5 separate regions of the Homo sapiens genome follow, and all the other regions are linked to region 5. Evidence: read pairs that join two places in POLR2A ChIA-PET (ENCODE). Cell type or tissue: MCF 10A. All regions are shown on one strand. Each heading gives the region's core, and the rest is flanking DNA. Links, peaks and the distances in the headings are about the cores only. Region 1 overlaps GTF2F2 (general transcription factor IIF subunit 2). Region 2 overlaps GTF2F2 (general transcription factor IIF subunit 2). Region 3 overlaps GTF2F2 (general transcription factor IIF subunit 2). Region 4 overlaps GTF2F2 (general transcription factor IIF subunit 2). Region 5 overlaps LOC107984596 (a long non-coding RNA gene).

Region 1 (4,780 bases), core at 462-4,461, 180 kb before region 5:
GCCAGGTGAAGTAATAGGGTGAGGGTTGAGCTGATTTACTAATATGAAAAAGATATGAAGAAGCCTAGCTTTAAAACAGCACCTTTATAGGAAGTTTCAATATTTTGGGAGTAAGATGCTTTTCAGAGGACTGCAATAGTAAGTATACGTCAATCTATTAGAAGTGAATCTAAGTGGCAATGAGGAAATTTTAGGGCTTGGAATTAACAAGTAAATGTATTATATCCTTATCTGGCAGGGCTACTGAAGGGATTACAGATAGTAAATATTAAATTACTTGGGCAAGCATCTCTTACAAATATTTATTAATTATCTGTAAGCTTCATGAAAACAGGGACCATGATCATATGCCTAGGGCCCAGAACAGGCATGTAAAACCCAGTGCGTTGAATAAATAAATAAGGAGGAAAAAAGAAGAAAAGTCTCAGGCTCCATTTCATCAGAGAGGGTTATTTGGTTTTCAAATCATAAGGCTTACAGTAATATATGCTAACATTTAGATTCAGCATTTAAGAGAATAGATATAAAATGCATTAAGGCTTGCTTTTCACTCTGTAGGAAATAGCCAATAAAGGAAAATACTCCATTATTGACTTGAACTGTCCAATATGGTAGCCACTAGCCGTGTCTATTTAAATTAATTAAAAATAAATAAAATTAAGAATTCGCCTCCTCAAGGACACTAGCCACATTTCAAGTGCTTAATTGCCACATGTAGCTAGTGGCTATCATACTGGACAACAAAGATATAACACACTTCTACCATTGCAGAAAATCTATTGGATGGTGGAAGAGAATCACAAACTCAAATGTCTACAGGGGCCTGTCCAGTGCAGTAGAACATAAGAGAGAGAAGCTGGGGCTAGAGTGAACCAGAAAATAGAGAATATGCTCCACCCCAGGTGGGTAGCAAGTACTCAGCTCTAGCTGTTTATCACCCTGTAGGAATGTAGGCACAGTGTTTATTATCAGATCTTCTAACTATTTAAGAATGCAGATATATATATATATATATATATTTTATATTTATTTACTTTTTTTTAAGGCAAGGTCTCATTCTGTTGCCCAGGTTGGAGAGTGCAGTGGTCTGTGGTATGATCACGACACACTGCAGCCTCAACCTCCTGGGCTCATTTGATCCTCCTGCCTCAGCTGCCCTTGTGGCTGGGATAAAAGATGCATGCCACCACACCCGACTAATTTTTTCTAATTTTTTTTTTTTTTTTTTGTAATAACAGGGTTTTGCCATGTTGCCCAGCTGGTCTCAAACCCCTGAGCTCAAGTGATCCGCCCACCTGGGCCTCCCAAAGTGCTGGGATTACAGGCATGAGCCACCATGCTCAGACAAGAATTTATAATTTTCTTTCCTTTTTTTGAGAGGTAGTTTTCCTCTTGTCACCCAGGCTGGAGTACAACGGTGCGATCTCAGCTCACTGCAACCTCCGCATCCCAGGTTCAAGCGATTCTCCTGCTTCAGCCTCCTGAGTAGCTGGGATTACAGGCGCCCACCACCATGCCTGACTAATTTTTGTATTTTTGGTAGAGACAGGGTTTCACCATGTTGGCCAGGCTGGTCTCAAACTCCTGACCTCAGGTGATCCAACCACCTTGGCCTCCCAAAGTGCTGGGATTACAGGTGTGAGCCACTCTGCCCGGCCAGTAATTATAATTTTCTGTGAAATCACTTAACAAATATTGCTAACTAATTCAATTTTTAAAATGAGCAATTCTCCCATACCAAACCAAACCAACAGAAAACCCTTTCAAAACCAAAAAAACATACACTAGCTACACCAGGCCACTAGTTGGCTGTCCTGATCTATATATATCTATATTCCAGGGGTTTTTTGTTTTAAACAAAGCAGCAACAAAGAGTTATTACTAGAAGCAGCAAAGTCATGACACAAGTGGGAAATAACCACTGGCATCAAGACTACAGTCTTATGAAAGGAAAAGCAATTCCCTTCCCTTCCATCCCCATGCTCCCATCCTAAGGTGAATCCATGAGTTGGCTGATGGGCTCTCCTAGATTGTTCTTAGGAGAGTGCATGGCAGTTGGTGTTCAGGCTAAGAACTAAAAAAAAAAAAAAAAAAAAAAAAAATCCCTCTACATAATACAGAAATTGGAACATTTTTGGTATATAAAACTAGCATCTTCATAAGATTCAACCTAATAGCTCCCTCTTAGTGAAAGACTTAATACTGAGTTGAATTCTTCTATATTCTCATATAATTCAAATCCCTAATTAAGTCCTGGCAGAATTGTGACATGCCCATGACCATAAAGCTTGTAAGGGGCAGAGTGGGGGAAAAAATTCAAGATTCCTTGTTTTGTGTTCATCACCTGTATCATAATTGCATCTTAGATATAATGAAGCAATGCAGGCATATTTTAAAGCTTATTAAATATATACTATCCCAATTTAAAATATTTATAGCTATTTAAGAAAATATATAATGTCCACACTATGTCCATTATATGCCATAAAAATACGGCAGCTTACAGTTTTGGGTAATTTCTTATACATCTGATTCAAATGTGTTCCGAAAGGGCCTATGCCCAGTGAGGGAATGATGATTCACACTGGACTTGGTTTTCTCCAAGATTTCTGTTAGAAACAACAAGCACCCACAAGTTTTTGGTATGTGTTGAGTAAGGTCAAATAGATGACAGACTAATGGAGTCTTTTTGTGCCTGTCTTGTTTTATTTTTTTAAATTACTGCCCAACTTCTGTTTTTCAAAGAAACACTGTAAGACTGTCAATCCACTGCCTAACTATCACTTCTTTAGGAAGAGTATATCACCAGCATTCCAGAGAGTCACTATATTACCTCTGTTAGCTAGACAACACAAGATTTCCACTAAACAGTCCAAAATATAAATATCTTAACTTATGATCAGAACATTTCTACTATCTTACGTAGTTTCCTTATCTCTTAGATTCTTTCCTTTTGAAATCTCTTTATCTGGAACTTGAAGGTATGTTCAGGGGATACTTTTACCTTAAGCAGTGGCGTTACTTCTAAGTCACCAGCACTCTGGTTGCAAGCAAGCACACAGATGCCCAAACTGGGGAGGGGCCAGGGAGGCAGGCAGCTCACCTAACAACTGCTTCTCATGAATCTGTGAGCAACAAGATACCTAAGACTGTACTGCCTGGAGATTTTGTCCAAATAATTATACATTTTGATTACTTTCAATTTATTCACTGCAATATATATTTTTCTTTTCCTTTTTTTCCTTTTTTTTTTTTTTTCGAGATGGAATTTCGCTCTTATTGCCCAGACTGGAGTGCAATGGCGCCATCTCGGCTCACCGCAACCTTTGCCTCCCAGGTTCAAGAGATTCTCCTGCCTCAGCCTCCCAAATAGCTGAGATTACAGGCATGCGCCACCACACCCGGCTAATTTTGTATTTTTAGTAGAGACGAGGTTTCTCCATGTTGGTCAGGCTGGTCTCGAACTCCCAACCTCAGGTGATCCGCCTGCCTCGGCCTCCCAAAGTGCTGGGATTACAGGCGTGAGCCACTGCACCCGACTATTTTTTTTTTTTCTTTACTTCAAGTCAGGCATGATGTGTCATGCTACTTTATGAAAGTAAACTGCTTTTCATCTCGAAAGTTCGGATTCCAAAATAAATGTGTGTGTGACAGGGAAGAGGAACAAGGGAGTGGGAAGAGGGAGGGGAGGCATAAGGGACAGCATGTGATAGAAGAAACTTACTGCTAATGCTTTTCCTGTTAATCACGCACTCTAGACACTATTTTAGTACAGGCATAAAGCAGAAATATATGAGGGGAAAAAACGTTGAGCTGATCAGGGACCATTTATTACTCCTCAATACATGACCAAGTGGCTATTCTTTCCATGATAGAAATAAAATCACCTTAAACTCCAATGGATGATGAATGAGAAAATACTTGAGTTTCATTCTTTAAAAACTTTTCAGGCCGGGCGTGGTGGCTCATGCCTGTAATCCTAGCAGTTTGGGAGGCTGAAGTGAGTGGGTTACCTGAGGTTGGGAGTTTAAGACCAGCCTGGCCAACATGGTGAAACCTCTTCTCTATTAAATATGCAAAAAATCAGCCGAGTGCAGCGGTGTGCACCTGTAATCCCAGCTACTCTGGAGGCTGAGGCAGGCGAATGGCTTGTACCTGGGAAGCAGAGGTTGCGGTGAGCTGAGATGACGCCACTGCACTCCAGCCTGGGCTACAGAGTGAGACTTCATCTCAAAAACAAACAAACAAACAAACAGAAACCTTTTCAAACTCTAACTCCAAATAAAGTGCCTAAATAATTTGATATGGTTCCCAGGAGTGGGGATGAAAGCTTTTCTATCAGAAGAACCAGTAATGTTTATAACTCAATATTAAAGAGAGCAAAAATGAAGTATCTTTTGTTTTTGATCCATGCCAGTAACTTTGCATTAAAAATCAGAGACTAAAGCAAATTCATGGCATACAGAATAGCCTTAAATAATACTTAGAGTAAAAGAATGTACCATGGTATGGCAGGTCTGAAACCAAGCTCTGATTTTAAGTTACAGGTCCATCCCTAGGTGTGACCTTGGTCAAGTTATTCAACTTCTTTAGTCCTTTGGTGCTCTCATGGAAAACAATGAGAATTATAACAGAAATAAGTGAGATAACCTTTATAAAACACTTAGTAAATGGCCTGTCCCATAGTATGTATTCAGTATATTTTAGCTATTATTGTACATCTTATTATCACTCCAGTACCCATATTGAACAGAAATGTATGGGAGTTATTTGAATAAGC
Region 2 (4,780 bases), core at 385-4,384, 110 kb before region 5:
AGAATTTAAGGATGGAATGATATGCTCTCTGAGGTTTTCTTTAAAATAATCCTGTGAGGTACACAAAGGCAGTGACTGGGGTATAGCTGAAACAAGAATGACTATTTGCCATCTTCACAGGAAGATGAATGATAGGTATATGGAAGTTCACTGTACTATTTCTCTACTTTTGCATATGTTTTGAAATTTTCCAGAATGAAAAGGTTAAAAGCGGGCGGCGGGGGGGGGCGAGGGCAGTGGAAAGAAAGGTTTATTTTCTTTCCTGATGAAAAATCCTACAAGTAAATCTTCTCTACTAATATACAGCTGAGAAATCGGTCACACTTCAATTTTATACTTCATTTTTCTCTTTACTGTATATGAATCTTTAAATTTGAACTTAAAGAATTAAATTAAGCTGAGATTGTGCTACTATACTCTAGCCTGGGCGATAGAGCAAGACTTTGTCTCAAAGAAAAAAAAAATATATATATATATATATATATTTTAGATATAAATCTAATGGATAATGGGTATATATTATATATAAATATACATTTTTTCCATTCTATTTCTCCGTTTTTTCCATTCTATTCCACATATATATGAATATATAGATATCTATATATATTTTTTCCATTCTATTTCTCTTTATTTCTTAATGTTGCCTAGTACCTCACAAATTGATTCTGCATCCACACTGTGTAAGTGCTCATCATAGCAAATAAAATAAGTGCTCAACAGGTTACCTATATCTGTCCGCTTAATAAAACAGCTATAGCAGCTATAGCGTAACAAGATCATTGCTTAATAAAGATGTAAACATTGTGTATCTATATGCCATAATTAAAACTTCCTTCAATTCTTCCAAACAAATAGTTATGAGAATGTAAAATGGTTCTAGGCACTTTGTATCAGAACCAACGTAATCAAGAACACAGTTCAAGTGTAGGTCTCTAATCCATTTTTTGGTAACCCTTCCCATTCTGCTGTGATGCAACTTTTTGTTGTATAGCCTTTTTACCAGCACTGGGTACCCCAAAAGTGACACTAGTAATGCTGAGGGAGAAGGAACTACTATTTTTTTTTTCCAGACAGGGTCTCACTCTGTCACTGACACTGGAGTGCAGTGGCACAATCACTGTACTCACTGTAGCCTCAACATCCCAGGCACAGGTGATCCTCCCACCTGAGCCTCCAAAATAGCTGAGACTACAGGTGCATGCCACCATACCCAGCTATCTTTTGTGGAGATAGGGTTTCACTCTTTTGTCCAGGCTGGTCTCTAACTTCTGGGCTCAAGCAGTCCACTCACCCTGGCCTCCCAAAGTGCTGGGGTTACAGGCATGAGCCACTACCTGGCCACTAGGGCTGCTACTTCTTTACTTGAAAACCTTCAGTAAATCGACATGTTTTATTGCTTTTTAAAAAAATAGGTCAGTTTTAAAGTCTTACCTTCTTTTCTTCTTTGTTCCAAGGGAATTACTATACTAGTGCCATCACCATATCAACAGACTACCTTTCTCTTTTTTTTTTTTTGAGACTGTCTCACTGTGTTGCCCAGGCTGGAGTGCAGTAGCACAATCCTGGCTCGCTGCAACCTCCACTTCCTGGGTTCAAGTGATTCTCGTGCCTCAGCCTCCCAAGTAGCTGAGATTACAGGTGTCTGCCACCACGCTGGACTAATTTTTGTATTTTTAGTAGAGACGGGGTTTCGCCAAGTTGGCCGGGCTGGTCTTGAACTCCTGGCTGGAATTACAGATGTGTGCTGAGGAGCTGGGATTATAGATGCGCACCACCACACTTGGCTAATTTTTGTATTTTCAGTAGAGACGGGGTTTCGTCAGGTCAGCCAGGCTGATCTCAAACTCCTGGCCTTAAGTGATCTGCCCACCTTGGCCTCCCAAAGTGCTGAGATTACAGGCGTGAGCCACCACATCCAGCCCTCAATAGACTACATTTCTAAGTGATAAAAATACAAAGGCAACCAAATAACCTGTCTCTGTTTTTATAATGTAATGCTATACTGCAGAGGGAAAAATCAGTTACATGGCATTTTTTACACTTTAAATTTTGATAATGGTACCCTTATGCTCAAAGAACTAGAGAAAAAATCATGCTACTATAACCTTGAATGAGGTTTTTAAAAATAGTGGCAATGTTATTTGAAAAAGCCAAAGGAAATGAAATTTTTAAAATTAAAGTATTTTAAAATTACAATTGTTTCAATTACTTAGTTTTAATACCGCGACTAAGTAATTTACTTTTTTTCTTTTTTTTTGAGACAGAGTCTCACTCTGTCGCCCAGGCTGGAGTGCAGTGGCGCTATCTCGGCTCACTGCAACCTCCGCCTCCTGGGTTCAAGCAATTCTCCTGCCTCAGCCTCCAGAACAGCTGGTGCTACAAGCGTGCGCCACCATGCCTGGCTAATTTTTTTTATTTTTAGTAGAGATGGGGAATCACCATGTTGCCCACGCTGAAGTAATTTACATTTTAATTGATTTTACTAAGTTAGGTTTGGTTTTACAAAGAAACCAAGTTCTTCCTAAGATCTTAAGTATACAATGAATCAAAACAAAGAACCGACTTTATAAACTGGAAGCTACAGAAAATCAAAAGGAAGAAGAGAAATATGTTTGTATAGCCTGTCATTTTCTCCAGGTATGACACAAAAAAATCTCTACTCAAGCTAAACACTGGACTTCCACAATTGTTAGAAATTTGGAGCACATTGCCTAACACATCTCCAAGGAACTTGGTTAGTTTCCACCAGTTAAACTATAAAGATTTTGTTTTGAGAATTGCAGACTAGTCATAATGAGTCACAATAATACACGCCAACTCCAGGACAACAGTTACCTCTAGCAAGTGAGGTAAGGGTTAGGGGGTGGGGGGTGGGGAGAAATCTAAAATGTTTTCTAGCTTTAAAGAAATATGGCAAATGTCAACACTTATGAAATACAGCTGTTAGGCATAGGTTAAACTATTCACTATACTTTTCTGTAGGTTTGAAATATTTCACAATTAAAAACTGGAGAGTAAATCATAAGTTTTAATAAGTTTGTGATTCCAAACCTTAATATTATCCTACACTGCGGTTTCTTTTAATCCTCCTCATCCCAACCTCAGATTATTAAAGCTACCACATATTTATGCATGAATACCTGAATATGAAGAGTGCAAACACTGCTTTTACAAATCTCTTTCTGGCCACTAAATAAAGGAACATTTTCTGCTATTAGGTTTAACTTTTCAGAGAGCAGACCTGGCTCAGGCAGTTGGCAGTAAAATACAAAACTAAATCTCTGCAGTCAGTCACAACCTTGGTGGCAGTTCAGGAAATAAACACTAAACTCATATATTTTTGTTCCTGTTTGTTCCTCCTCACAAGTATAAGATTGTCAGAAGCTGGTATGATTCCAAATGTTCAGTGGCAAGGCTGTTACTCAAAGGAGTAAGCAAAAAACAGAGCTTCCTTACTCCTTCCATAGGGCCTTTACTAGCGGAGTGAGAAAGAACCACTAGCTGCCAAAGTGAATGGGACTTGAAGATGGCTGCCCTGTGAAATGCAGTGATGAAAGAGACAAGCTGGAGTCACCACAGAGCATCTATCCAGGCAGACCTAGCAGGATTTCTATTACCTACTTAAAGAGACTGTTTTAACATATATTTCTAAATATCAGGAAATAGGGGCTAGTCACACAATCTCTTAGAGCTTCTGTCATATCATCTGCAAAATGAAGATTTTTTAAAAGTCCCTCCCTCGTGGAGTTGTGAGGAGAATTAAATAAGATAGTAAATACAAAGACAGGTTGTATTTACTATCTTATTTAATACAGATTTATTAAGACAGGTTATCCACCAACAGAAGTGGAATAAATACCTAAAAGTGTAAACTATACCTAAAAGAAATAGTTTAAAAGTGGTTCAAATCTGGTTAAAAAAATATGTACTGTATTCATTTTTTCTTTTTGAGACAGAGTTTCGCTCTTGTTGCCCAGGCTGGAGTGCAATGGCATGATCTCGGCTCACTGCAACCTCTGCCTCCTGGGTTCAAGTGATTCTCCTGCCTCAGCCTCCCGAATAGGCGGGATTACAGGCACTCACCACCACAGCTGGCTAATTTTTTGTATTTTTGGTAGGGACGGCGTTTCACCATGTTGGCCAGGCTGGTCTTGAACTCCTGACCTCAGGTGATCTGCCCACCTTGGCCTCCCAACCTGCTGGGATTACAGGCCTGAGCCACGGTGCCCGGCCCCTGTATTCTTAAAACCAACAATAAACACTGAAACAGGCATGCAATTCAGTGTTACGCATGAGGTTCCCCTAAGAAGCACTGGGGGGAGGAGTGTCTCTATTAGGTAGGCCATCCCAATAAAAAGTGATCAACACTTCACCAGGTATTTTAAAATGGAGCTTGCAATCTTTTCACACTACCACACACTAAATTAGCATTCTTCAAAGTATGGTCTATAAATCCCCAGGGGTCCTCAAGATCATTTGGGTGTCCACAAGGTCAAAATATTTTCTTAAAATATTTAATTACCTTTTTCACTGTGTTGATATTTGCCAATAGTGCAAAAGCAACGGTGGGTAAGGCTACTGGTACCACCACAAATTGAGGCCAAATGGTACCAAAACTGTATCACTGTTTTGCTACTACACTAAAGTGCTAGGTGTATTCTTCACCACCTAGCACTTGCAATTTTTTAAAAAGTCTGTTTCACTTCACAATGTCCTTGATGAACAGTAAAAACTGTTTTTATTAAATTTCAACCCTTGAGTATGCATCCTTTAACAT
Region 3 (4,780 bases), core at 522-4,521, 150 kb before region 5:
CTTATGTAGATGAGAATGCTGATATCCAACAGGCCACTACCACTACTTCAGCAGTGTCTTCTCCACTACCGATTCAGTGTACCTACAATCTGCGACAATGGAAGGTCCACGAACGCAGAGATTTTTGCCTGCTTTGTTTACAGCTATTTCTCTCACTTCTAAGAAAGCACCTGGCAGACAGTAAGTACTGAATGAATGAACAAAAAAAGTATAATTCTAAATCACATGGGGCTAAAACACATTAAAAATAAACTATGAAACAGGTATAATATATTTCCTCAGGGCTTAAAAAATTGCTGACTCTTTGAACGTCATAAAATTTGGGGTATCAAGAATTTACAATCAGCATTTTTAAATACTAATTACAAAATGTTAACCACATAAAAATTTAGGGGGCAGGGGAAGATCCTGAAACAAACTCTCTAACACAGTATATATGTTTATAAAAATTTCTCTATAGATCAAGAGAATAGGACGATATTCTGGCAACTACACTTGCTTTATACAGTACAATTTTTTTTTTTTTTTTGAGACAAGGTCTCACTGGGTCACCTAGGCTGGAGTGCAGTGGCATGCTCTCAGCTCACTGCAGCCTTCACTTCCCAGGCCCAAGCAATCCTCACACCTCAGCCACGCCCAGCTAATTTTTCTATCTTTTTGTAGAGATAGGATATCACCATGTTGCCCAGGTTGGTCTCAAACTCCTGGGCTTGAATGGTCCACCTACCTCAGCCTCCCAAAGTGCTGGGATTACAGGCATGTGCCACCATGCCTGGCCCAGTTACAGTATTTCGGATACATATTTATTATGGAAAAATTACAGCCCTGGAAAATAAAATATTACAAAGATCTTATACATGTCTTTAAAGAATCAAAATTTATAAAGACAACTAGAAAATGTAGTTTAAAAACTTTGATTCCAGGATGTATTAACAAAGTAGCTTAAAATACCTCAAATAAACAGCCCAGATACTGAAATTTCTTTAGTGCCAAAGAAACTCTTACTTGCTTTTAAAACCAAACAGCTTTTGAAGCAAACACTCAACAATAACCACAGTTTTAATGCAGTCAATAGGCGATATAACACACGTATCTCAATCCCCAAAGGGAAATATCAGGTATCATTCTGGAGTTACAAAACACCAACCTTTTTAATCGCATGTAGTTTTCACTGGCAGCTGGTCGGCATTCAGCTCTTTGTACCACTATTCCTTCCAATGACAGCTTATCTTGAATGGAAAAAAAAAAGGATTCAGAGATAATACTTATCATTTTCAAGACTGTATTTTGACACACTAAACACAGTAATATGACAATCAAATATAATTAATATCAAAAATCAAGAAAAAATAGTTAAGTTTCAGGAATCTCACTGGTCAGAACAGAGAGAAGCCTTATTCTTGGCTTAGTAACAAACTGGGCTCCTGTCAGATTTGTTTATTAGGCTGCTGTGGCCCTTTGCCAGGAACAGCTTTTATACACTCTGCTCCTTCTAAATAAGGTAGCTTAAAAGGGCATAAAATCAAATTAAAGAGTATAAAGGCTATCGTCTTTGACAAAGAAGTAACTTCTGAAAACACAGCTAGTCTAAACCACTAAATCAAAGACCGTGTGTGTGTGTGTGTGTGTGTGTGTGTGTGTGTGTGTTTGTGTATGTGAATAAAATTCTCAAGTACCTTGTGACTAAAACAGCCAGCCCAGAAAATACTGTGACACTGGGCAGGTCTACTGTCTGGGTTATATTGTGTACCAGTTCAGCCTGCCAGCTGCTCTGACTTCTGTTTTCCTGCAGAATTCTAAATCTGGGCATGTCAAAACAGAATCTTTAACTGCTATGAATATTTGTCCAAACAGAAAGGCAATTTCCCCTATCCTTAGTAATTCTTATAGTGACTCTGACATAAAACCTAGGAGAATCAGAAAAAGGAAACAAAGGCTAGCATCTATTGTGTGCCTACTGGCCACCAAGCATTGTGGTGTGGTCACTTGACAGACCTTACCTTATTGTATAATACACATATAAATGTCTCATAATGGTACCAGCTTTATACCCTGGAAATGTATGACTGTGGTTAGAAACAGTCATATTTCCACAAGAATTCACCTGGGTTTTAAGAAAAGACTCAGGAAATTCCCTGGCTCATGAGTAGTGCATTTATGATTCATCTTTTCAGAGAGAATTACTTCATTCCACTAACATTAGCAAAATGTCTGCTATGCAAAAGGCCCCATCTAGGCATTGTGGAATCAAGATGATTAAGACACAGTACTGTTTTCAAGAAGCATACAGTTCACTGGGGGAGACAGATAAATTGATCAAAATGCAGAAAGTGTATAGAACCATGCCTACATATTTATACTAAAAAATCTTTTTTTAGTGATCTTTGGATGTCTCCAAAATCTAGGAGACTCTGTACGAACTAATTACAAGCACACCGTATATAATCAATGTATCCAGGGTCCCTTAATGCAACATATGCAACAAATCTCAAGAAGATGCAGAAAAAGCAATGATGAGAAGCATGACTACCTTATACCAAAATATGGCAGGAAGAAAATATTTTAAAAGCCGTTATTATTTTATAATAAAGTTTAAATTCTAAAAATAATTTCCTCTCATTAAAGTCTTTAATAAAATTAAAATTTGAATTTTCTTAAAGCAAAAAGCTTATATTCAAGTTTGGCTCTTGCTGAAGCTGAAAGTTCTATCAAGAAAAATTCTTTAGTCGTCACAACAATAGCAAGATTTGGGAAAATCTGATATATCAAATGTCTTAAATGCATAAGGAAAGTCCAATAAAGGAAGACAATTAATCCTTTAAAAAAATAAATCTAGGTCGGCCACGGTGGCTCACAGCTATAATCCCAGCACTTTGGGAGGCCGAGGCAGGCAGATCATGAGGTCAGGAGATCGAGACCATGCTGGCCAACATGGTGAAACCCTGTCTCTACTAAAATATAAAAAATTAGCCAGGCATGGTGGCACACACCTGTGGTCCCAGCTACTCAGGAGGCTGAGGCAAGGGAATCGCTTGAACCCAGGAGGCAAAGGTTGCAGTGAGCCAAGATAGTGCCACTGCACTCCAGCCTGGCAACAGAGCAAGACTCCGTCTCAAAAAACTAAATAAATAAAATAAATCTAGACTACTATCCCTGCAAATAATTTAGTCACATATCCACGTTTATTAATGTTGCAACTAAAAGAGCTACTGATATGGTCTGGCTCTGTGTCCCCAGCCAAATCTCATCTCAAATTATAATCCCCACGTGTCAAGGGAGGGAAGTGACTGGATCATGGGGCAGTTCCCCCTATGCTGTTCTCGTGATAATGAGTGAGTTCTCACTGGCAGCTTTTTCCTGTGCTCTCACTTCTCCCTCCTGCCACCTTGGTGCCTGCTTCCCCTTTGCTTTCCACCATGAATGTAAGTTTCCTGAGGTCTCCTCAGGTATGCGGAACCGTGAGTCAATTAAACCTGTTTCCTTTATAAACTACCCAGTCTCAGGCATTTCTTTATAGCAGTGTGAAAATGGACTAATATAGCTACCTTTTACTAAGTGAATGCTCCCCACTTATTTAGCAGTACCTACTCCAGGTGGACAGGCTGAATTTAACTTTCAGTTAAAGGTTTGTGCTATCAACCTTCTCCATATGACAGCTCAAGGGTAGAAATCAGGTCCACAGCAACTGCCCATTACAACTTGGCCACCAATCTCCTCACTATTCTTCAGTCAAGGTCACTCACACAGAGCAATAACATTTACTTTCTCAAACCATAATTTTCTATCATATCTTCTTTTCAAACCTAAAATAGCTTCCAAATGCTACTCAAAGTGAATGGAAAAGTCTTCATCAGCAACGAATTTTCCCATCCACTGGATGTTCCTAAGTAACCTGACATCTCTGTTCACTTCCTTTCTCCCCTTCTCTTCTTAAATACATTTTTAAAAGGCCAATTTACTCCTGATGCAGCCCCCTAGGCATGATTTGCCTGCTCTCTTTTTAAAGCCTCATAGGAACACATTCTCATATTCTTTCCACTAAACCACACTTCTTGTCTTTTTCAAAATACTGCTTAAGATTTCAAAGGAAAGGTATTAAATTTTATTTTAAAAGTATTTAAAAGCACCCACTTGCACATTACTGCTGTTAATTATAGATCCTATTCATTAATATAGAAACCTTTACTTAAAGCTAGTTTGTTGACCCAGTTTAAAAGACCATAAATACTTGAAAAATAATTCATTTTATTCTCACACATTTCTTAACTATTTACTGAGTGCCTACTATGTAAAAGACAATGCAAGAGCACATCAGGAATAACAAATGAAACACGGCTCCTACCCTCAAGGAGCGTAGACTTTCTTAAACGTTCTGTGGCATGTATTAGTTAAAAAGTATAGATATGAATAGCTTGATTTAGCCATTCCACACATATACATATATCAAAACATCACGTTATATACCATAAATATACACAAATTTTACTTGTCAATTAAAAATAAGCTTAAAAAACCTAAATTTAAATGTTTTTAAAAGGAAAAATGTATAGACTCCCAAAAAACCTGTTTATAAGTTTTAACTGCTGATATCTACCATATTAGAAACTAAAATTAAGAAATTTCTAGAGAATGAGAGTGAAAAAATAAAAAAAAGCCATTAGCATTATTATAGAAATGGTCTTGACATCATTGATCCCTTGAAAGGATCTCGGGGACCCCTCTGCCCAGTGGTTCCCAGACCACATTTCGAGAGCTGCTGGTCTCGTAGGATAAGACAGGT
Region 4 (4,780 bases), core at 504-4,503, 140 kb before region 5:
AACATGCCCGGCCTACATTTTTCTTCTTTAAGTCTGCAAGTTGGGCCAAAGAGGACACAAAAGTCCTATGGATTTGTATAAGCCAGGCACTAAGACAAAGCTTCAGTTATACTACTGTTGCCAGGCCATGGGTGGCAAAGAAATCACACATGTCAACTTTGCAGAAGAACACCAGAGTGAAGTCTAGAGTGAGAAAAAACAATCAAGGAGAAGAGGCACAAGATGGAATGGTTCAGAGTCTGTTCAGGCAAGCCTGCAGAAACGAGCACTCATCAGTGGTTTTGAAAACCTGGCAGGAGAAACCAAAAGTGAGTGAGCTAGGAAGTGTAAGGTGGCCCTGGGGTGATGACTGAAGGTCAGCAGTCCCACTTCCAGCTGTCCTGACTCACTCCTGCCTTCTCATCACCTCATGGAAGCCTATCCTCCAACAGCAACAGCATTGGGGCTTCCCATGAAGACATCTATAGACAGGCCAAACAGGGTGTAAGGAAGCAGACCCAGAGTACATAGTATCTATCCACATCACTTTATTTAAACAAGAACATGCTAGCACAGTCTCCATCACTATACTACAGTTATGTTGTACTAATTCTGGTATCCTATAAAGTTCAAAAAAAGAGGACTATACCTATAAATGAAATTGTTATGCCTTTTTGATTTTGCTATTATATGATGCTACTCATGTGCAGTGACTATTTGTAATGGTAACACAAGAATTCCATGAATGTACTTCCAGAGTTGTATCCCTTCTCCCTCAAAATCTATTCAGTATTTCTTAAAAAGTTGTATTGACAGAAAAGACTTAATCTAAAAAAGCAAAATCAAGACAAACATGAGATTGTCAGAATATAAGAGTAAGTCTTATTAAGTGCTGCAGGAGTAAAGGACGTTTTAGTCAAAATGTTGGCTTTGCTGTGAAGTCCTAGATAAAATACTAAAAATTCTCTGGAATGCAATGTTATCTTTGGTGAAATGAGGAAGTTGAATTTCACAGTCTCTAAGCAAAAACACAGCTCTAAAAACATTATGCCTTAGTTTTCTAGTTCGATTTCAACGAACTTTTGATCTCAATAATACATAAATGTTAACTTCAAGATCACTATAAGAATATAATTTTTTATACCTGAAAATCTAATATTGTTTAAAGAAAATAAGAAGTATGCATTTTAGAAGAATCTCTTCCAATATTCCTATGTCAACATACAGTTAAATAATTTTAAAATACTTTTAATGCAAGAGAAATATAAACTAAAGTCTAACTTTTAACAGTGTGGCCCAGCGCAGTAGCTCATGCCTGTAATCCCAGCACTCTGGGAGGCTGAGGTGGGCAGATCACCTGAATCCAGGAGTTTGAGACCCGTCTGGGCAACATGGCAAAAACTTGTCTCTACAAAAATAAATTAAAAACTAAAACTACAACAAAAAACAATGTAGTTTCCCAGAATAATTTAGCAGATAGGCCAAATAATAGTGTACTGGGGACAATGTTTACATTTCTTACCACTGAGCCTTTAAATGCTAGAAGTGAAACCTCAGAACCCTAAATTGCTTTGGAAGGGAAGTTATAGGGGAAAGAGGAAAAAGATGTGAGAAGTGGAGGGTGACATCATTCACACTGTTCCAGCTCCCAAGTTGAAAAACAAGGTTAGGCTTTGGTGATTTATTTTGCCCACTGTGAAACAAACAAACAAACAAACAAGAAACTAACTTACCCATGACACTATTTTGTAGTAGGTATTCTGAATCTAGATCTTTCTCCTATCTTCCTACGGTATATACATGCATGCACATACACAGTCACAGTATTTTCTATAATTGTCCAAGTCTTTGTTCAGCACAGAAGCAGGCTCCGAGTGAAACAAGTTCATGAATTTTCCACAGAAAATCTTAAGCAAAAAAATTAAGTGATTACTGTAAAGCCTATTTGATTTTTTTTTTACTTTTAGGGTAAATAAAATAATAAAAAATAAAAAATAAAAAAAATTCTTAACATCCTTTAACATAGATCTCCAAATCAGAATCATATGCAAATCCAATTAAATTCAAGTGCAGTGTCACAAGTAGCAGGTTAAGTATTCTTATTTGTGTCTCAAAAATGACTACAATACTTTGAAATGTGTGACTTTTTCCGGGAAAGAAAATTGTATACACCTAGAATTTTCACCTTATGTTTCCTACTTAAATTTACTTTAAAAAGATGACACTAAATCAATATACATTATTTTCCAAAAGATGACAATATTATTCAACATTAAGCCTGCCTGATTAAAAAATAACTTAGGCATTTAGAAATAGTTAAACATTCACATTTGGATGAAGAATTAAACATTTGGATCTGCTTAACTGACAAGAGGAAATTCAATTTATTCTGAGTAACTCTTATTACTTCAAAGGATAGACATGAAAATCCTTTCACAACAAATCCCTTCCCTGATACAGTTAAATGCAAATTCTCTTTTCCGTCTTACTCCAGAAAGCTCCTGCATACATAGGCTGATACGCCACCTACTGCAAAACCGAGCTGACAGCGCAGGCGATGCTGCCAGCGTTTCCATTCCATCACCAGGCTGGGGCTGAATAAAGGCGTGCTTGTGTGGTAGTGTCTCTTTTTAAAAAATCTCAAAGCCAAGAAGAACAAGCTGAAATAGCATCTTCAAAAAATGGAGCGTAAAATAAACAGAAGAGAAAAAGAAAAGGAGTATGAAGGGAAACACAACAGCCTGGAAGATACTGATCAAGGAAAGAACTGCAAATCCACACTGATGACCCTCAACGTTGGTGGATATTTATACATTACTCAAAAACAAACACTGACCAAGTACCCAGACACTTTCCTTGAAGGTATAGTAAATGGAAAAATCCTCTGCCCGTTTGATGCTGATGGTCATTATTTCATAGACAGGGATGGTCTCCTCTTCAGGCATGTCCTAAACTTCCTACGAAATGGAGAACTTCTATTGCCCGAAGGGTTTCGAGAAAATCAACTTCTTGCACAAGAAGCAGAATTCTTTCAGCTCAAGGGACTGGCAGAGGAAGTGAAATCCAGGTGGGAGAAAGAACAGCTAACACCCAGAGAGACTACTTTCTTGGAAATAACAGATAACCACGATCGTTCACAAGGATTAAGAATCTTCTGTAATGCTCCTGATTTCATATCAAAAATAAAGTCTCGCATTGTTCTGGTGTCCAAAAGCAGGCTGGATGGATTTCCAGAGGAGTTTTCAATATCGTCAAATATCATCCAATTTAAATACTTCATAAAGTCTGAAAATGGCACTCGACTTGTACTAAAGGAAGACAACACCTTTGTCTGTACCTTGGAAACTCTTAAGTTTGAGGCTATCATGATGGCTTTAAAGTGTGGCTTTAGACTGCTGACCAGCCTGGATTGTTCCAAAGGGTCAATTGTTCACAGCGATGCACTTCATTTTATCAAGTAATTACCTGTGTCACGAACAAAGGCAACAAGCATGCAGCCAGCAAGCTTCGGAAAACCACAGCATCAAAGACATCCCAAATAACATGCCCAGCTAGCTCTGTACTACAGAGCCCTGCTACTAATCAATTACTGTGAGCTAACGGTATGTAAATTCTATCGCTAAAGATGTCCTTCCTCTGGGGTGTTCCTACTGATCAGACTCTTCCACCTAAAATGAAAACAGTAACCTTCTATATACTGTAAATAAAGACTGAAAGCTTTTGCTATTTATTTGTCCTTAAGCTGTCTTTCAATTCAGATTGTCTTGGGTATTTGCACAAAAAAGAAAGCATGTACATTATCTATCGTTCATTTAAGTAAATGGTAATAAAATATTTTAAGGGGCTATTAATATTTAAAATCCTTTTCTACTATGGCAAAAATCTACAGAGAAACTGAACTGGCAAAATTAACTACCTGGAGCAAAACAGATGTGCAGATCTAACTAAAACAGAGCTATAGTGAAACAAAATGAGATTGTAAGAAGACATTAAAGCTATTGATTTGATTTTTCCATAGCAAGCACCAAAAGCTTATATTCACAGTTCCTGTGTTTCATATTAGACTTATAGCTGAATTGGTATTTTGCTGAAAATTCCTAGAAAACTGCTTGATGACAATAAAAAGTAAATAAAAGCACTGCTACCTTCTTTGATTGTATTAATGATTATAATAAAAAGTTACAGGTCACTTTAAAAGCAAACAGTACCACTTGATGATTTTGCATAAAATTATGCATTGATGTCAACCGGCAGGCTACAGGAACCCTGGCTGGTCCTGGAAGTGACAAAAACCAGCAAATTCAATTCTTTGCAGGCTGAGTTCCCACAAAGCATGGGTAACTTAGTCTCAATAGAGTATCTGTTATTAGAATAATAAAGGAGTTCATTTTCAGAATCATCCTAAGTATCTGTTCATTTTTCAAGCTCAAAAATATTAAATGAACATCACTAAACATTATTCTTATGAAAGAACTTTGATTGTTTTCAATACCTTTTTGGATGCTAAATCTCAGACTCAGTGAGTTAACATTACTTCATGCCAAACAAAAAATTATTTTTAAAAATTACGTTTTATGTATGGCCGTTTCAATGAAGTAGTCTACAAACTTAACTTTAAATGAGTGTATTTTCCCCCTGCAAAGGACAGCTAAATCATTTCACTTGTTCTTTAACTTCTAAGAACAAAATATATTTAAATTTGCTCTTTTAAAATTAAACGATTAAATCTGGTAACTAAATCTTAATTTTAATAATCTCAAGAAGATGTCTGAAAATCTTGACTGAGGTTACATAAATTAGC
Region 5 (4,780 bases), core at 431-4,430:
TTATAGCAGTGGGGTGGAACAGCCTTGAGTGATGCTGGCCTCCAAGAAAGATCAGGACTCTCCATCATGGTCAGCTTTCCTTTCTCCTGAGTGTGATGGGGCAGGGGTGAGGGCACGCTGGGAACCAAGTTACTTATTAATAATAATAGAAACAAAGGTGGTCCTGAGGACCTTATCAGAGACTCTCAGGGGTTTAAAAACATAGATGGAAATTGAGTGAGAAGGAAAAAGTATGGCAAACATACAACGTGGCTGGGTACAGTGGCTCACACCTGTAATCCCAGCACTTTGGAAGGTCGAGGTGGGTGAATCACTTGAGGTTAGGAGTTCAAGACCAGCCTGGCCGACATGGTGAAACCCTGTCTCTACTAAAAGTACAAAAAATTAGCCAGGTGTGGTGGTGCATGCCTGTAATCCCAGCTACTTGGGAGGCTGAGGCAGGAGAATTGCATGAATTGGAGGGCACCATATTCACTCTGGGATCTAGTACAGATCCAGGAAGTGAGCCCCACGTTCATCAAAGTGGTCTGCTATATGATCTGTGAAATGTTAAGATGTATTGTAACATGTATAATAGAGAAGAGGCCCATGGTGTGGAAAACATCATGTGGTGGTCATTCAGAGCTTGGATTCTGAGATCAAGTGGCTCTGGGTTCCAATCTGCATTTGCTAGATACAGGCTACTTTCATGAGACTCAGTACGGTGGCTTAAACAGGAAAGTCATGGCCAGGCATGGTGCCTCACACCTGTAATCCCAGCATTTTGGGATGCTGAGGCAGGTGGATCACTTGAGGCCAGGAGTTTGAGAGCAGCCTGGCCAACATGGCAAAACCCTATCTCTACTAAAAATACAAAACTTAGGCTGGGTGTGGTGGCTCACGCCTGTAATCCCAGCATTTTGGGAGGCTGAGGTGGGTGGATTGCCTGAGGTCAGGAGTTCGAGACCTGCCTGGCCAACATGGTAAAAACCCATCTCTACTAAAAATATGAAAAACTAGCCTGTGTGGTGGCAGGCACCTGTAATCCCAGCTACTCGGGAGGCTGAGGCAGGAGAATCACTTGTACCCAGGAGATGGAGGTTGCAGTGAGCTGAGATCGCGTCACTGCACTCCAGCCTCGGTGATGAGAAACTCCGTTTCAAAAAACAAAACAAAAAACAAAACTTAGTCTGGCATGGTGGCATGCGCCTGCAATCACAGCTACTTGGGAGGCTGAGGCAGGAGAATCGCTTGAACCTGGGAGGCAGAGGTTGCAGTGAGCCGAGATCACACCACTGCACTCTAGCCTGGGCAACAGAGACTCCGTCTCCAAACAACAATAACAACCACCACCACCACCAAACCAGGAAAGTCGTGCAGTTCTCAGGTTCACAATCCAGATAGTGAGTGGAGCTAGTCTGGTGGATTGATGGTGATGGACACCCAGGCTCCCTTTGTCCCTCTGCTGTCCTGTCCCTTATCAGTTCACCATTACATTTGCCTTCAGGCTGTTGAAGGGAGAAACAGAAAAAAGGAGGCTCCCCTCCTTTCCTTCTAAGTGCTACACTCAGAAGTTGAATGCAGTCATTGGCTAGATTCCAGTCACGAGGCCACACCTAGCTGCAAGGAAGGCTGGGAGATGGGGTTTCGGACAAGCAGCCACCCAGCCAAAACATCCATGACTGAGTAAGACAGGAGTTGGCCTTAATCCCCAAATCACACAACAATAGCCTTATAAGCCTAAGAAGGAGTGGCAGCATGAACTCTGAAAGCATGTAACAGGGAGCCCTGATCCAGCCACAGGGCTTGGGGTGAGGAGGTTTAGGGAACTGACTTTTTCCAGAGGAAATGATTTTGAGCGGAGATCTGACAGGTCACTGGATGAAGCAAAGAAGAGGGTTCCAGAAGGAGGAACACTGCACAAAGGCCCCAAAATGGGAAGGACAAGGCATGTTTGAGGAATTGAAAAAAGGCTTAATTTAAGGAGAAGCATAGATGGGGTTTCTTCCCAAGGAATGGAGCCTGGCTAGTGAAAGATATTCCAGCACGAGCACCAGCTCTCACAGATACCATTTGTTTTCTGTGGCTTGGAAACATCCCACGGTGGTTTGTCTGGCAGCCCAGAGAGAGCTGACATTGGTTTGAGAAGGTCTAATTATTCCTCGTCTAAGACTTGTGTAAATGAGTAAAGTCTTTGTGTGGGTTGCTTTAGAAGAATTTGGCAAAGTTGTGTGCCTCGTTTGTGTTATTTATAATTTTAAGAAAGCTTAGGAAACAGTTTTAGCATCTTGTCTATAATATATTGAAATGCAGTGGCTTTGAAAATCATTTGCCTTTTTGAATTAAAGGAACAGATCGGCAATTGAGTAATGGATCCACCCTGGGACGTGGGAGGTGAGAGCAAAAGTAGTTGTTGACTCATCTCCATGTATGTGTGGTAACACATGAAAATCAGTTTCATTACTTTATAGCTTCACCACCTATTAAAGCCCTGTAAAGTGTGAGTCACAGGAAACTTGAGGTACTGGAATTTGAGAGAGCCCAGTATAAAAATTCATGAAATCTTTCTGCACCACTTACTCTACTTTTAGTTATTGCAACTGGGTAATCGTTTTTTTAAATTTTAATGTGCTTCTCCTTCACTTTCCCAAGGACACAACCTGTACTTTAGCTGGCTCCAGGCGTCTGTCTGATTAGGGAACATGCACATCTGTTATGGGAGGAAAGCCGAGAGAAAGACTGGGTAATTTCGAATTTTTGGCACTCAAAACCAGGATCAGGCAGCTGGCTTTCATCTTGAAGGTGGATTTTGCACTTCAGCATCTTTATCACACTCAGAAACCGGGGCCTGGCTCAGTTTAGGAAAAGGCAGTGCAGCATAGAGAAGATACTCCTAAGGCGAGCTGCCAGAGAAGATGCAGAATGCCCAGTGAATTTTAGATAAACAATGAATAATTTGTTAGAATAAATATGTTCCAAATATTGCATGGAACATAATTACACTAAAAAATTTGCTGTTTATTTAAATATAACTGGGCATCTCGTATTTTTTTTTTTTTGATAGGGAGTCTCACTCTGTTGCCCAGGCTAGAGCGCAGTGGCGCGATCTCAGCTCACTGCAGCTTCCATCTCCTGGGTTCAAGCAATTCTCGTGCCTTAGCCTCCCAAGTAGCTGGGACCACAGGTGTGTGCCACCATGCCTGGCTAATTTTTTGTGTTTTTAGTAGAGATGGGGTTTCATCACATTGGCCAGGTTGGTCTCGAACTCCTGAGCTCAAGCAACCTGCCTGCCTTGGCCTCCCGAAGTGCTGGGATTACAGACGTGAGCCACTGTGCCTGACCTGTATTTTTATTTGTAAACCTGGCATTCCCACCCCTTAAGGCTAGGACAGCTAGATAAGTACCACTCTATCTATAGTGGGAAAATAAACCAGGAGGGAAGAGTAGAGTGTGCTAGTCATACTGACAGGCCAACCTTGAAAGCCCCTTTCTCTATTTGAGCAGAACCCATTCCCACTAGAGAATCAGAAAGTACCAGATCTTGCTTTTCCAGCTCCTTGAGCACAACTGAAGGCACAGGCCAGTCAGGGACATCTTCCCTAACCCTGATTGATGAGAAATCAGGGGTTTGGAAGAAGCAGGTGCGGTACAGAGCAGATGATGGCAGTGACCGTAGCCGCATTATTGATCCCGTGTTGTCAGTGGTGGAACTTGTGGGGTCCAGCACAGAAGTGTTTCTAAGGCTTTCTTGTGGGCAATTGTTCCTGGCTGCAGAGCCTCAGTGCCTGGCTCTGGGCCTCTCAGGTTCCTGCAAGCCATCCAATATCCTTCTGATAAATTCCTTTGCTCCTTAAGTCCAGCAGCGTCGGTTCTGTTCCTTGCACCTAAAAACTGAGTGATAAATGAAATAAAAGCCTTTTGAGGTGTGAGGAACTGTGGAGAGAACAAGAGGAGTGAGATGGGAAAACAGAGTGGGCAGAAACGTGCCTGGAGAGCAGGTAGTATACAGTAAATCAGGGGAGGATAGGGGCCTTCTTACAGGATGCCCCTGTACCATTCTGCACTCACAGAGCCACTTGGGGAGGTTGCAGCCAGTTTTGATTCATAAGGACCAGTTTCCATGCTGATTGTATGGTGCTTGTACTTTACTGGCTTTTAAGTATTTCGAATGACTCCCGGGTGCACCCATTTCATCTTGGACAGTCTCTGAGAGTTAGTTGTTTAAAGCCTCCCTTGATGCCAGTATGTTACAGATAAAATCTAGAGTTTAGCTGAGGAGATTGACATAATGGAGGAGCAGTAGTTCCACAGCAAAGAACTGTGCAGTGAACAGCACTCAAGCCAGGGTTGAATGGGAAACACAGACAGACTTGACTGTGTTAGGGGACCCAGTAAGTGTTCATAGTCCAGGCAGCACCCCTGGGCCAGGTCAAGCTAAGTTAGACTAGGATAGCCATGGAATTTCAGCCTCAAATGCCAGCCCTGCCAGGGGCACTATGAAGGAAAGAGATGCTGCCTATGTTCTTGAAGTCCCCAACTCTTTTTGGCCATCATGAGGTTATAAAAACCATAATCTTCCATGCTCCCTTAGGGAGAGAAGCAGAGGGCAAGGTGGGCATAAGACACACACATGGACATAGGTGACCTACATGGATGGCCAAATTATTGTATTAAATATTTAGTCACTTCTGTGGCCCATGCCTGTAATCTCAATACTTTGGGAGGGTGAAGTGGGAGGATCTCTTGAGGCCAGGAGTTCAAGACCAGCCTACGTCACATAATGAGACCTCTGTCTCTACAA

Evidence for each region. ChIA-PET counts read pairs that join two places held together with the same protein. Peaks named below come from ENCODE experiments on the same cell type or tissue, not always from the same donor. Only the 100,000 strongest peaks of a DNase experiment are listed, where the experiment ranks them.
Region 1: POLR2A ChIA-PET joins it to region 5 with 13 read pairs; 6 of 35 experiments call an interaction of 5 or more read pairs at or near these places.
Region 2: POLR2A ChIA-PET joins it to region 5 with 14 read pairs; 4 of 35 experiments call an interaction of 5 or more read pairs at or near these places.
Region 3: POLR2A ChIA-PET joins it to region 5 with 10 read pairs; 2 of 35 experiments call an interaction of 5 or more read pairs at or near these places.
Region 4: POLR2A ChIA-PET joins it to region 5 with 39 read pairs; 2 of 35 experiments call an interaction of 5 or more read pairs at or near these places.

Annotation. Positions count from the first base shown.
Region 1 is chr13:45,237,424-45,242,203 of GRCh38, reverse strand. The region is part of intron 5 of GTF2F2 (general transcription factor IIF subunit 2); the gene reads right to left. All of the region lies in intron 1 of LOC105370190 (a long non-coding RNA gene), which reads left to right. Among named protein-coding and RNA genes, the nearest start is that of KCTD4, 39 kb to the right of the region's middle. In MCF 10A, for the core only: a CTCF peak has its summit at 1,832; a DNase peak (open chromatin) is centred at 2,613.
Region 2 is chr13:45,161,016-45,165,795 of GRCh38, reverse strand. All of the region lies in intron 4 of GTF2F2 (general transcription factor IIF subunit 2), which reads right to left. Among named protein-coding and RNA genes, the nearest start is that of KCTD4, 38 kb to the left of the region's middle. In MCF 10A, for the core only: no CTCF peak of the experiment used is centred there; a DNase peak (open chromatin) is centred at 2,795.
Region 3 is chr13:45,203,873-45,208,652 of GRCh38, reverse strand. It overlaps GTF2F2 (general transcription factor IIF subunit 2), which reads right to left. Exons shown (of 8, transcript NM_004128.3): 5 at 1,148-1,229. LOC124903168 (a long non-coding RNA gene) reads left to right here. Exons shown (of 3, transcript XR_007063780.1): 3 at 1-173. Among named protein-coding and RNA genes, the nearest start is that of KCTD4, 5.2 kb to the right of the region's middle. In MCF 10A, for the core only: no CTCF peak of the experiment used is centred there; DNase peaks (open chromatin) are centred at 1,462 and 2,152.
Region 4 is chr13:45,192,448-45,197,227 of GRCh38, reverse strand. The region is part of intron 4 of GTF2F2 (general transcription factor IIF subunit 2); the gene reads right to left. KCTD4 (potassium channel tetramerization domain containing 4) reads left to right here. Exons shown (of 2, transcript NM_198404.3): 2 at 2,474-4,375. The coding sequence starts at 2,661. The coding sequence ends at 3,440. Among named protein-coding and RNA genes, the nearest start is that of KCTD4, 6.2 kb to the left of the region's middle. In MCF 10A, for the core only: a CTCF peak has its summit at 2,497; DNase peaks (open chromatin) are centred at 2,517 and 2,987.
Region 5 is chr13:45,053,373-45,058,152 of GRCh38, reverse strand. LOC107984596 (a long non-coding RNA gene) reads right to left here. Exons shown (of 3, transcript XR_001749861.1): 2 at 3,515-3,870. Among named protein-coding and RNA genes, the nearest start is that of GTF2F2, 65 kb to the left of the region's middle. RefSeq lists enhancers at 1,445-1,739, 1,469-2,668. In MCF 10A, for the core only: no CTCF peak of the experiment used is centred there; DNase peaks (open chromatin) are centred at 1,642 and 2,412.